2 separate regions of the Homo sapiens genome follow, and region 2 is linked to region 1. Evidence: chromatin contacts called from ENCODE Hi-C or POLR2A ChIA-PET data. All regions are on one chromosome and are shown on one strand. Each heading gives the region's core, a stretch centred on a gene start or an enhancer-like site at or near the end of the contact. The rest is flanking DNA. Distances are from core to core; before and after follow the strand shown.

Region 1 (5,990 bases), core at 1-2,500:
AATGAATGCCTTTGCTTAACTCCAATTACACTCTTTGAAGCCACTTAGCCGAGCAGATGCTTAAGCCCCACCTATTAATTTGGGTAACTGGTTTTCAATTTCTTTTTTTTTATTCTGCAGATTAAAGACACTCAATCTTTAACCTTGAAGGGCAGGCAAAAGGTCGGCTATGCTGTCAACATAGAAGTCAGGGACCATTTTCTTCTTAGACACGCAGTCACTTTCCTGATTATTCTTCACATCCCCTAGAGTGGAGACTCCGGTGAGGGTCAGGATGGTCTTCAGGCCACAGGTGGCGCCTAGGAGGATGTCTGTGTCCAGGCGGTCTCCCACCATGACGGTGCGCTCGGGGTTGATGCCGTATTCCTGGGACACGCAGTCGAAAATGAAGCGGCTGGGCTTCCCGATGATGTCGGCCTGGCGCTGGGCGGCCATCTCCACGGCTCGGACCAGACACCCGGTACCTGCGGGGCACAGGGGACCGGGTCAAAGGGCAGGGAGGGGGCCCGCCGCCCGCCCCCCAGCCTCCCGCCCCAGGGCGCACGGACCCGCGATGAAGCGGCCGTTCTCAAGCGGAAGCCGGTTGTCCATGTTGGTGCCCACGAGCAGGCAGCCGGGCTGCTGCAGGTAGCGCAGGGCCTTGGTGAGCTTCATGTAGCTGAAGTGCGGGTCAAAGCCCACCACCACCGCGCGCACGTCGGGCTCCAGCGGCGCGTGCAGCCAGTCGCCGGGACCCTCGCCCTGCAGTGGCTCGGGCCCCACGCCCACGCTGGCGACGCCCACGGCCTCCAGCTCCGCGGCCAGGGCTGGGCTGCCCAGCACGTAGGCCTTGGGCGCGGGGGCGCCGGCCAGGCGCTGGCGCAGGTAGAGCGCGGTGCAGTAGGCCGTGCCGAAGACCTCCAGGCTGGCGCCGGGCCCCGCGGGGCCGCCGAAGCCCAGGCGCCGCAGCTTCTCGGCGTAGGCAGCGCGGGTCTTGCTGCTGTTGTTGGTGATGAAGCCCAGGCGCTTGCCGCGGGCTCGCAGCGCCCGCAGGGCCTCGGGCGCGCCAGGCACGGCGGTCTCCCCGCGCCACAGCACGCCGTCGCAGTCGAACAGCAGCGTGTCCACGTCGGCCAGCAGCGCCTGTGCCCGCTCGGCGCTCAGCCGCACGCAGCGGGCGTCGTCGCCACCGGCCTCCGCCGCCGCCATCGCCGCCCGCCGGCCGCCGCCGCCCGCCGGCCGCTCCTCGCAGCCGCCCGCCGCGGCGCCCTCCCCGCCCCCGGGGCGCTCATTGGCCCAGCGCCTCGCGCCCGCCGCCCATTGGCCTGCACCTTCGCCAATCCGCCCCCGCCTCCCGCGGGCTGCGGGAGCTCAGCGCCAATCGGTGAGGCCCGGCGCGGGGAGAGGGGCGATCATTGGCTACCGGCCTTGGGACGCCCCGGTGATTGGCTGGCAGGGCTCCAACCGGCATTCGGAGTGAAGCGCTCGCTGCGGAAATGCGCCAGAGGGGAGAGCAGCGCAGGCGCAAGGCCGCTGTTCCCGGGCTGCCGCGGGCCGCTCACCCATTGGAAGCGAGTGGTCAGCCTAGGTGACGAGGCCCTTCACGGAGTGACCCGGGCCAGGCCGGCTGTCCATTGGCCGGTCTCTCCCGCGGGCATGGGCGGGGCTCTCGCAGGAGCGCCGCGGGAGGGGGCCGGGGCACCTTCGTCGGCCGTGCCCGTGCCTCTGTGCCGTGGACGCGCTCGGGACACGGGGCCACCACGTGGGTCGCTTACCGGCCAGTCCCGCGAGCCAGCCCGGGGCTCCTTCCCCGGCAGGCGTGAGTACGCGCCTCAGTCCTTTGCAAAAACGCGTTCCCGGTTCCTTGGAGGTAACACGAACCAGCCATTACCAGGCTGGGGGATTAGGGTCTAAGGACACTGTCTAGAACCTGGTACTCAGTGATTGCTCGCCGTCATCGTCATCAATTATTAGGTATTTAATTGAGGCAAAACATTACAGTAAAGGGCATGAAAACCGTGCAGCTCGATGGAAGTTTTACATTTATTATTATTTTATTTACTTATTTATTTACTTTTTGAGACGGAGTCTCGCTCTGTCGCCCAGGCTGGAGTGCGGTGGCGCCATCTCGGCTCACTGCAAGCTCCGCCTCCCGGGTTCACGCCATTCTCCTGCCTCAGCCTCCCGAGTAGCTGGGACTACAGGCGCATGGCACCACGCCCGGCTAATTTTTTGTATTTTTAGTAGAGACGGGGTTTCTCCGTGTTAGCCAGGATGGTCTCGATCTCCTGACCTCGTGATCCGCCCGCCTCGGCCTCCCAAAGTGCTTGGATTACAGGCGTGAGCCACCGCGCCCGGCCTTTTATTTTTTTAATTATTATTTTTTGAGACGGAGTCTCTTGCTCTGTTGCCCAGGCTGGAGTGCAGTGGCGCGATCTCGGCTCACTGCAAGCTCCGCCTCCCGGGTTCACGCCATTCTTCTGCCTCAGCCTCCTGAGTAGCTGGGACTACAGGCGCCGGCCACCACGCCTGGCTAATTTTTTTGTATTTTTTAGTAGAGACGGGGTTTCACCGTGTTAGCCAGGATGGTCTTGATCTCTTGATCTCGTGATCCGCCCACCTTGGTCTCCCAAAGTGCTGGGATTACAGGCGTGAGCCATGGCGCCCGGCCGGAAGTTTTACATTTTTACATGTATATATATATTTTGCGACAGGGTCTTGCTCTGTCCCCCAGGCTGGAGTGGAGTGGCTAGATCACAGCTCACTGTAGCCTTATCACAGCTCACTGTATCCTTGACCTCCTAGGCTCATGTGATGCTCCTACCTAAGCCTCCAAAGTATTTGGGACCAGAGGTGTGTGCCACTACGCCTAATTTTTTTTTTAATTTAAATTTTTTGTAGAGACGGAGTCCCACTATGTTGGCCAGGCTGGTCTCCAACTCCTGGCCTCCAGTGATCCTCCTGTCTTGGCCTCCCAAAGGGCTAGGATTACAGGCGTGAGCTGCCGCACCCAGCAGATTTTTTTACATATGTATATGCTTGTGTAAACATAACCCAGACCAAAGTATAAAGTATTTCCAACACCCCAGGAAGTTCCCTCTTGTTCCTATCCAGTCAATAGCAGATAGCACATTGCTGACTACTTTTCTGACTCCTATCACCATAGAGTCACAACCAAGCCTCCGGACTGCTTTATACTTGGGATTATACGGTATGTGCTTCTGGCTCTTGCTTCTACGGTTTAACATAATGTTTGTGAAATTCATCCTGGCTGGGTGCTGTGGCTCACACCTATGATCCCAGCCCTTTGGGAGGCCGAGGCGGGCAGATCACCTGAGGTCAGAAGTTGGAGACCAGCCTGGCCAATATGGTGAAACCCCATCTCTGCCAAAAGTACAAAAATTAGCCGTATGTGGTGGCACATGCCTGTAATCTTAGCTACTTGAGAGGATGAGGCAGGAGAATCGCTTGAACCTGGGAGGCGGAGGCTGCAGTGAGCCGAGATTGCACCACTGCACTCCAGCCTGGGCAACAGAGCAAGACTCCTATCAAAAAAAAAAAAAAAAAAAAAAAAGATGACTTTGACTTTGAGCAGAACTGGATTTGACAAGAATCACACTCTGCTTTTACCACAGAGCAACAGGTAGTTGATTTGAGACAACGGCTGGAATGGGAACTGTTGATGATACCCAGCCATGGGCCATCTTCTCCCACACTTGCCCGGCTGCCTTGGCTTCCTGGGCACTCTGTGAGCACCTAGGCCGCTGCACCGCTCCTTCCCTGCATTACCTCCTCAGAGTCACAGGACAGGCCTGAGAGGCAGGGATTATTCACATCTCCATTTATAGATGGCCAAACTGAGCCACCGAGAGTCGCCGGCTGGACAAGGTTGAGTTGGGATTAAACTCAGTCAACCCCAAAGCTGAGCTCTGCCCCATCTGGTCGGCTTAACGTCCTCAGAATATGCCTGTATGTGTGCAGGTAGGAGGGGAGGCATGGTCACTTGTGGGGAAGGTCCTGGCGGAGGCTGGGAGGAAAGTGCGCTTTATAGGAGAGGACTGACTTTGGGAACAGGGTGATGTGGCCCTGCATCTGGGGCTAGAGGACCCCTTTGGGTGCCCCCCACACAGGAGGCATTCAGTCTCTATCTGTGAGGGGATGGCCCCAGTGTCTCCCCAAGTAAGGATCTTGTACTGCAAGCCGACCTGGGGATGGCTTTCAGTGGCACGAGAACAGACACTATTTCACCTTAACAGAGTTGCATCAATTTACATTGCAATAGAAAATATAAGTAGCCCGCTAGGCGCGGTGGCTCACGCCTGTAATCCCAGCACTTTGGGAGGCCGAGGAGGGCAGATAACCTGAGGTCAGGAGTTAGAGACCAGCCTTACTAACATGGAGAAACCCCATCTCTACTAAAAATACAAAATTAGCCGGGCGTGGTAGCACACGCTTGGGAGGCTGAGGCAGAATTGCTTGAACCCAGGAGGCGGAGGTTGCAGTGAGCCAAGGTTGCACCACTGCACTCCAGCCTGGGTGACAGAGTGAGACTCGATCTCAAAAAAAAAAAAAAAAAGGATTTTGTAGTTCCTGTTTGGGTCTGGCTGTGGAATGTCCACAGGCATTATTCTGTTGAGCCAGGCTGAGGCCTGCATGGGAAAGGAGGCCGTTTGGAGAAAGGGAGGGTCTAGTCTTGCTGCCTGTGCCTGGCCTCTCTGCCTTCCAAGGGTCTATCCACTCCCATGCTTGCCAGTGGCCTGGGCTCTGGGCAAAGCAGGGCCTGAGGTCACCTGATCAGGATGCCCTTTTCTTTTTGAGATACGGTCTCACTTTGTTACCCAGGCTGGCGGGCAGTGGTGCCATCTCAGCTGACTGCAACCTCCGCCCCACCAGGTTCAAGCAATTCTCCTGCCTCAGCCTCCCTAGTAGCTGGGATTATAGGTGTGTGTCACCACACCTGGCTAACTTTTGTATTTTTTTTTTGTTCGTTTTGAGACCGAGTCTCGCTCTGTTGCCCAAGCTGGAGTGCAGTGGCGCGATCTCGGCTCACTGCAACCTCCGCCTCCGGGTTGAAGCGATTCTCCTGTCTCGCCCTCCCGAGTAGCTGGGACTACAGGCGTGTGCCACCACACCCGGCTGATTTTTTTTTTTTTTTTTTAGTAGAGACAGGGTTTCACCATGTTAGCCAGGATGGTCTCAATACCCTGACCTCGTGATCCGCCCTCCTTGGCCTCCCAAAGTGCTGGGATTACAGGCGTGAGCCACCGCGCCCGGCAACTTTTTTTTTTTTTTTTTTTTTTTTTTGAGACAGAGTCTCGCTCTGTTGCCCAGGCTGGAGTGCAATGGCATGATCTCGACTCACTGCAACCTCCACCTCCTAGGTTCAAGCGATTCTCCTGCCTCAGCCTCCTGAGTAGCTGGGATTACAGGCACATGCCACCAGGCCTGGCTAATTTTTGTATTTTTAGTAGAGACGGGGTTTCACCATGTTGGTCAGGATGGTCTTGAACTCCTGACCTTTTAATCCCCCCGCCTCGGCCTCCCAAAGTGCTGGGATTACAGGCATGAGCCACCGTGCCCGGCCCAACTTTTGTATTTTTAATAGAGATGGGGGTTTCTGCTGTGTTGGCCAGGCTGGTCTCAAACTTCTGACCTCAGATGATCCGTCTGCCTCGGCCTCCCAGAGTGCTGGGATTACAGGCGTGAGCCACCGCTCCCGGCCCCCTTTGCCTCTTAAAGGCCTCACCTCTTTTTTTATTTTTATTTTTATTTTTATTTTTATTTTTATTGATCATTCTTGGGTGTTTCTCACAGAGGGGGATTTGGCAGGGTCATAGGACAATAGTGGAGGGAAGGTCAGCAGATAAACAAGTGAACAAAGGTCTCTGGTTTTCCTAGGCAGAGGACCCTGCAGCCTTCCGCAGTGTTTGTGTCCCTGGGTACTTGAGATTAGGGAGTGGTGATGACTCTTAAGGAGCATGCTGCCTTCAAGCATCTGTTTAACAAAGCAC
Region 2 (6,732 bases), core at 1,281-3,780, 320 kb after region 1:
TCAAACACCTAGCCTCAAGCAGTGCTCCTGCCTCAGCCTCCCAAAACACGCCCGTTCACTTTCTACCAGGGTTGTGTGTGACCAGCAGATGTGTTGGAAGTGATGGTGTGTCACTTCTGAGGTTAGGTCATTAAAGACGCAGCGGCTTCTATCTTGTGTGTGTTCTCTTTTTCTTGGGCCACTCGCTCTGGGGAAAGCCAGCTGCTGGGGCTTGAAAACACACACGCCTGGGAAGAGGCCGCACTGGTGAGGGACGGAGGCCTCCAGCCCACAGCTGTGGGAACGTGGGAATGAACCTTTTAGGAAGTGAATCTTTCGGCCCTGCTCTAGCCTTTAGATGACTCAGTCCTGGCAGCATCTTGATGGCAACTTCACAAGAGAGCCTGAGCCAGACCACCCAGCCTGGCCTCTCCTGGATTCCAGACCCGCAGGAGCCATGAGTTTCTTTGTTGTTTTACACATCAAAGTTTTGAGGCAATTTGTTACACAGCAGTATATAACTAATACACCAGCTGTAGGGCTTTGGGCACGTTCCTTAGCCTCTGCACCCCCGTTTCCTCCCTCGTGCCATGAGCATTGTAGAGGCGAGTGAGGAACACGTAGACGCAGCACAGTGCCACGCACATGAGGCAGCTTTCCAGCCCCTCCCGGGATGGTTGTGGTCATTTTCTTGCCCCTCCCTGGATGGACCGTGACCTCACAACGTCAGGCCAAGTTATTGCATTCTTGGCCTGAGGTCATCCATTGGCCATAGACAGAGGTTCTCGGCAGGAAAGGGTGAGATAAAGAGAGGGGTCAGTCTCTTTCCTCCAGCCCGGGTCGGGAGAACCGTGCTGGGCCAGGTGAGACATCCGCTGTCTGTGCGGTGTCCTGGGATGAGCCACTGGACCTGACCCATGGGGAGATTTGTCTGTGTCGCCAGAGGGCGAGGGGTTTCCTGGTCTAGCTTGCCTTGGGCTTGGCCAAGCATTCTGGCTGCCACTGGGGCCCCCAGGACAACTGAGAACTGTCCTTTCTTCTTTGACCTTCAGCTGCCCCTCTCTCCCCTGTCCCCTGGTGCCTGCTCAGATGCTTTCTTCTTGTGACCCTTGACCCTTGGCCCTTGGCCCCTGCCCCGAGGCTCCTCCACCCTGGGCTCCGTGTTCTAGAGTTCACTGTGTACTAGTTCCTCAAGCTGTTTGTCCTTCACTGCTTCCGATTTTTCTGTGCATTACTCAAGAACTGCATGGGCATGTGTCAGTATAAAAAAAAATAAAGTTGGCCGGGCGCGGTGGCTCACGCTTGTAATCCCAGCACTTTGGGAGGCAGAGGCGGGCGGATCACGAGGTCAGGAGATTGAGACCACGGTGAAACCCTGTCTCTACTAAAAATACAAAAAAATTAGCTGGGCGTGGTGGCGGGCGCCTGTAGTCCCAGCTACTCGGAGAGGCTGAGGCAGGAGAATGGAGTGAACCCGGGAGGCGGAGCTTGCAGTGAGCCGAGATCGCGCCACTGCACTCCAGCCTGGGCGACAGAGACTCTGTCTCAAAAAAAAATAAAGTTGGCCGGGCGTGGTGACTCACACCTGTAATCCCAGCACTTTGGGAGGCGGAGACAGACAGATCACTGGAGTTGGAGACCAGCCCCTGGCCAACATGGTGAAACCCTGTCTCTACAAAAAAATACAAACATTTGCCTGTGTGTGGTGGCACATGCCTGTAGTCCCAGCTACTCGGGAGGCTGAGGCAGGAGAATCGCTTCAACCCGGGAGGCGGAGGTTGCAGTGAGCAGAGATCGAGCCACTGCACTCCAGCCTGGGCAACAGAGCAAATTTCCATCTCAAAAAAACCAAAAACCCAAAACAAAAAAACACAAAAAAACATTATCGACATTAACAACTACAAGGCGCCCGGCTAATTGTATATTTTTAGTAGAGACAGGGTTTCTCCATGTTGGCAGGCTGGCCTCGAACTCCTCACCTCAAGTGATCCGCCCGCCTCGACCTCCGCCTCCCAAAGTGAGCCACCGTGCCCGGCCGTGAATGTGACTTGATAGCCCAGATTTCCTTCCGTGAACGCTTGTTAGTTGTGAAACTAGCAAAGTTGCGCCTCTGAGTTTACGCAGAGCCGGCTCCGGAATCCGAGTTCCGGGTTCGAGCACAGCTCCGCCGCTACCTCGGGCGTGACCTTGGCCGGAGCCTGGTCCCCTCTGAGCCTCAGTTTCCCGGTCTGGGATGCCGGAATGACAGCTCGCCCCCTGCCCCGCCCAGCCCCGCCCAGCCCCGCCCCGCAGGCCCTGGGATTGGTTCGCGCGAGGTCCCCCTCCCCAGGCGGGGTCGGGCCTCTCCCGCCCGCCAGGCCCCAACCCGGAAATGCAGCTGGAGCGGAGGCGGAGCCCACTAAGGCCGCGGCGGAGCGACGATGGGCGCGGCCAATGGGCGCGGGCGTCGGCTGCGGCGCGACGGAAGTCCTGCCCGGCGCCGCGCGGGGGCGGGGCGGCGCCGGGGGCGGGGGGCGGCGGGCGACGGGGCGGGCGCAGGATGAGGGCGGCCATTGCTGGGGCTCCGCTTCGGGGAGGAGGACGCTGAGGAGGCGCCGAGCCGCGCAGCGCTGCGGGGGAGGCGCCCGCGCCGACGCGGGGCCCATGGCCAGGACCACCAGCCAGCTGGTGAGCGCGCGGCGGCGGACTGGACGCGCCGGTTTGTTACCCTGCCGGGTCCGGCGGCCGCCCGGGTCCGGCGAGGCGGGGCGGCCCGGGGTCCCGAGGGCCGGGTGCCTCCTTACCTGCAGCCGGGCGGCCGGGCCGGGGATGGCGGGCGCCGGCCGAGGGCGCTGCTTGGCTGCGGCGGGGAGACCGGGCCTGGGTTGCGGCGGGCGGCGGCCTGGCCGGGGGCGCTGACAGACGCGCGGAGGGCGGGGGAGGCCGGGAGGTGTCACCCGGCCCAGCGGGGTGGAAGTGCCTGGAAAGTTTGTTTTCGGCTTGGCGCAGCCTGGAGCCGAGCCTCCAGGGTTACCTTTCGGTTCTGTCTGTAGAGGAACCGCCCTGGGCTTCCACCTGGAACGGGGTCCTTGGCGCCTCCGCCTGCGAGAGAAGCAGAAGGTGCAAGTTCTTGCTGAAAGCACCTGATGCTCCTGGGCCCCCTTTTCCAGATTCTTGATGACAGTGGTCGGGAAAACTCGCCTTTCACGGCCCGGCCAAGGGGCATTTGGGTGCTTTTGCTGCCCGTGGCTGTGCTCAGCGTTGTGGGAAGCCCCTGGGAGGCCGAATGTGCAGGATCACCGAGGGGAAAGTGAGCTTGACAGGTAGGAGGGATTTTAGGGGAAGGACCAAAACAAACCACTTGTTGGGTGAAATGTTTTGCTAAAAGTGTCGCTGGTGTTTCTATATTTTCTCTCTATCGCTAAAAGTATCCCTCGTGTTTTTATGTTTTCCATATGCTAAGTTCTACAGTCTGGGGACGACGGTTTAAAAATTTATGCCTTGTATGCGATGTGCAGTGGGTGATGGAAGAACGTCTACATGGCTTTAACATTTGATTTAAAAGGCAAATATTTTAAATGAAGGAAAACCCAAGAAATTTAATTGATCCCGTGTCTTCCAGGATGCGGCTTTTTTTTTTTTTTTTTTTTGATGGAGTCTCCCTCTCGACGCGCAGGCTGGAGTGCAGTGATGCGATCTCAGCTCACTGCAACCTCCATCTCCCGGGTTCAAGCGATTCTCCTGCCACAGCCTCCTGAGTAGCTGGGATTACAGGCGTATGCCACCATGCCCGGCTAATTTTTGTATTTTTAGTAGAGAAGGTGTTTCGCCATGTTGGCCAGGCTGGTCTGGAACTCCTGACCTCAAGTGATCTGCCCGCCTCGTCCTCCCAAAGTGCTAGGATTACAGGCGTGAGCCACCACGCCCGGCAGATGTGGCTTTTTGATAGGCGTTCTTGATCTTTTTTTTTGTGGGGCGGGGAGTGGGGGGTTGTGAGTCTGTTTGAGAACCTGAGGAAAGGTATGGGCCCTCTTCTGAGAAAAAGGCAGAGTGACGCTGAATTTTGTAACTACGTCAGGAGGCTCTTGAACTTTCTGCAGCTCACTCGTGGACTTTGTAGAGATGCGTGTTAAGGAAGAAGGTTCAGCTGAGAAAAATGTTGAAGGGATGCCTTTCGCTATTTCGACATGTGTGGCTGTACACCAGAGTGGCCCGGGTAACATAAAAACATGAATTAGGCGGATTGGCCAGGCTCAGTGGAGGCTGGGGCCGAGAGTTATGTCGAAGTTTGTGAGGTTAACCTGCACCCAGTGACAGTCATGGCGAAATTTGTGAGGTTAACTCGCACCCAGTAACGCTGTTCCAATGCAAGGTGTGTATTTGGTGTCATCCACGGGAAGAGGAAAGAGCAAATTTTCTCATGGCCTTGGCAGTTCCACATGATGGACATTTCATATCTGCAGTTTTCTTCGCATGAGATGGCTTTTTTGCACAAAAACACTGGAATCCAGTGAGCAAGAATGATAGAATGCAAGATGGATTTCCACATGAGGAAGTGTCACGAACGAGCGTTTTGCATCTGTCAGCTGGATTCCCCCATGTGTACGTATGTGAGAACATGCCGTGTTTCCTGTCTGTAATGGTAGAGGCAGCCCTGATCCTGGATTTTCACCTGAGGATGGATAGATCTTCAGGGTTCAAGTGGGTTTGCATCTGGACTTTAGGGTGGCCCTGTAGGCCCTGTGTGAGAAGCCCCCTTCCCAGTGAACTTTCCCTTGTGTGTCCGCGTGGACAGCCAACAGGGGGAGCAGTGCGAGCGTGAAGGCAGACAGTGGCCTGGCCCAGTCTGATGCTAAGTGGGCCAGAGGCAGTGAGTACCATTTCTTGATCTGACTACTCAAGACAGGCGCTTCCCTAGGTACTTTCACACCTCATTGCGAGGTAGGTGTTGTTCCCATTTTACGGGTGCAGAAGCTGAGCTGCAGAGGCGTTAGGTACCTGCCTCATAAGTGGTAGAGACTCCAGTGTCACCCTGCCCCTCACGTTCGGAGCCCCTGAGGGAGGGTCTGCCGGGCAGCTCAGCCCAGCACTCTGTAAGGAAATCTTCAGTGCCACTGCCCAGGATGTCTTCCCAGGGATTGGGCCTGAATGTCTTGACCATGCCGTGCTGGAGGTAGGAGGGGTGTCTTCATATGGAAGAACTGTACATATTTCTTTGGCAGATGGCTGAACTCTGTGACCCCGGGGCCTGTTTCAGCCTCCTGCTGTCAGAAAGCAGCTGTTTGGGAAGAGGCTGTGATTCGGCCTTGTTTGAGGGCCGATACTCTGAATGGGTGAGGCTTGAAATCCTCCCTTTGGAACAAAGAAACATGTAATGATTTTGCTGAAGGTAGAATTGGGGGACTAGGCAGAGTGGCCTCCTGCCCTCCCTAGGGTGGTTCTGTCTTTTGCAAAGGTGGCTGCATCCTTAGGGGAAGGTGAGGGGAGAAGCAGGGAGCATGGAGAGAAGTGGCTTTCGATTTTCTCTCTCCTTTTGGGGAGTTCCTCCTTATGTGGCTGGTCTGGTGCATAGTGTGATGTATTCCTGTACGCAACGTTGCCCTGACAGCCAGTCCAAGCTGAGTCTAGAGCTGGCAAGGTGAGCTCCCAGTGGTAAGAGGGAAGTGGTTTGTTCTGCTTTTCTGAGATGTGTTCTTATGAGAAGGATCCAGCAGCAGCCTGCAGAGATGTGGGGCCTGAAAAGAGGCCTTGGGCAGCTCTTCTTGACAGGTCTTGGCCCTCTAGACTGCCTTCAGCACAGTTTTGGGGAGAAACAGGGAGTGTTCCTTTTTCAGTCTATGCACTCATCCCCTGAGCCGCCTGACCCAGGGTTTAGATGCTCCAGGGCAGCTGATTGACACCGGTGGGAGACGGAGTCTGGCAAGCAGGTGATGAACTGGGAAGCGCTGCAGAAATGAGGGGGCAAGCGTGGCCAGTCCCTTCTGAGAGGATGTGTTTGGAAGAGAGTGGGCACTGGCGTGGCACTTTCCCCTTCTGAGGAAATGGACAGGATGCCACGTGGTGCTGCAGTTCTGTGTGGGGCAGGTTGTGGCTGCAGAGAAGCCCTGGGTGCAGAAACAGTCCCCCAAGCAGGTGCGAGGGCCAGGGTGCTCTATGCTGCTCCACACCTGCTGTGCGATGACATGTGGCCACTGGGCTGCCCAGCACAGTTGTTTAGAAAGCAGGTTCAAAGGGCAGTGTGCTGGGAGGAAGTGCTGCTGTGGAAACTGCAAGTTTTGGACATGAGTTGCTCAGGTCTTTTCAGCCGTGCATTCTTCTACAGCAGAATTGCATTATTCACTTGCTCAGTGTGATACCATGTCCTTTAAAAAATTATTTGAATATTGAGAACAGGTTGTATGTTCCGTCTCTAGCTGCTAGATCACAGGCAGGGCACATCTTCTCAAAGAGTAACAAGGCATGGGTTGTGTGTGTTCTCTTCTCTTAGTGAGGAGAAAGGCCTGTTTGGGTTCATGATGATTGTTGGGGTCTCTTTTCTGTACCTGATGTTGGTTGCACAAAGTCCGTTTCCATTCTCTTAGTCTAGACAATTTTCCTGATATTTAAACTGGAATTTTTGCTCCAAGAAATTCCAGGTCATTTAGAATGTGTTAAGATTGAGTTTCTGGGCTACACATCCCTTATAAGAGCACCTGATTCTGGTTTCTGTTTGTTTATTTATTTATTTTTTCGAGACAGTCTCGTTCTGTCACGCAGGCTGGAGTACAGTGGCAT

The links. A loop is a pair of places that touch in the nucleus more often than their neighbours do. ChIA-PET counts read pairs that join two places held with the same protein, here RNA polymerase II (POLR2A). Pooled maps may share reads with other maps.
Region 2: a loop to region 1 is called in a map with no recorded cell type, with 18 times the contacts of the local background. The contact joins the promoter of PDPK1 here to the promoter of PGP in region 1. A Hi-C loop is called at or near these places in 4 of 168 maps with a recorded cell type or tissue (CD8-positive, alpha-beta T cell, ascending aorta, naive thymus-derived CD4-positive, alpha-beta T cell and 1 more), 4 of 37 single-sample maps with no recorded cell type and 17 of 50 pooled maps. POLR2A ChIA-PET finds 5 or more read pairs at or near these places in 12 of 52 experiments (AG04450, B cell, CD4-positive, alpha-beta T cell and 8 more).

The regions. Positions count from the first base shown.
Region 1 is chr16:2,213,590-2,219,579 of GRCh38, forward strand. It overlaps PGP (phosphoglycolate phosphatase), which reads right to left and starts at 1,251. Exons shown (of 2, transcript NM_001042371.3): 1 at 549-1,251; 2 at 1-464. The coding sequence starts at 1,188. The coding sequence ends at 139. RefSeq lists enhancers at 208-337, 1,359-1,653 and silencers at 778-827, 1,168-1,827.
Region 2 is chr16:2,535,491-2,542,222 of GRCh38, forward strand. It overlaps PDPK1 (3-phosphoinositide dependent protein kinase 1), which reads left to right and starts at 2,531. Exons shown (of 14, transcript NM_002613.5): 1 at 2,531-2,646. The coding sequence starts at 2,623. RefSeq lists silencers at 2,038-2,347, 2,458-2,667, 2,678-2,807 and enhancers at 2,926-3,626, 4,690-4,779.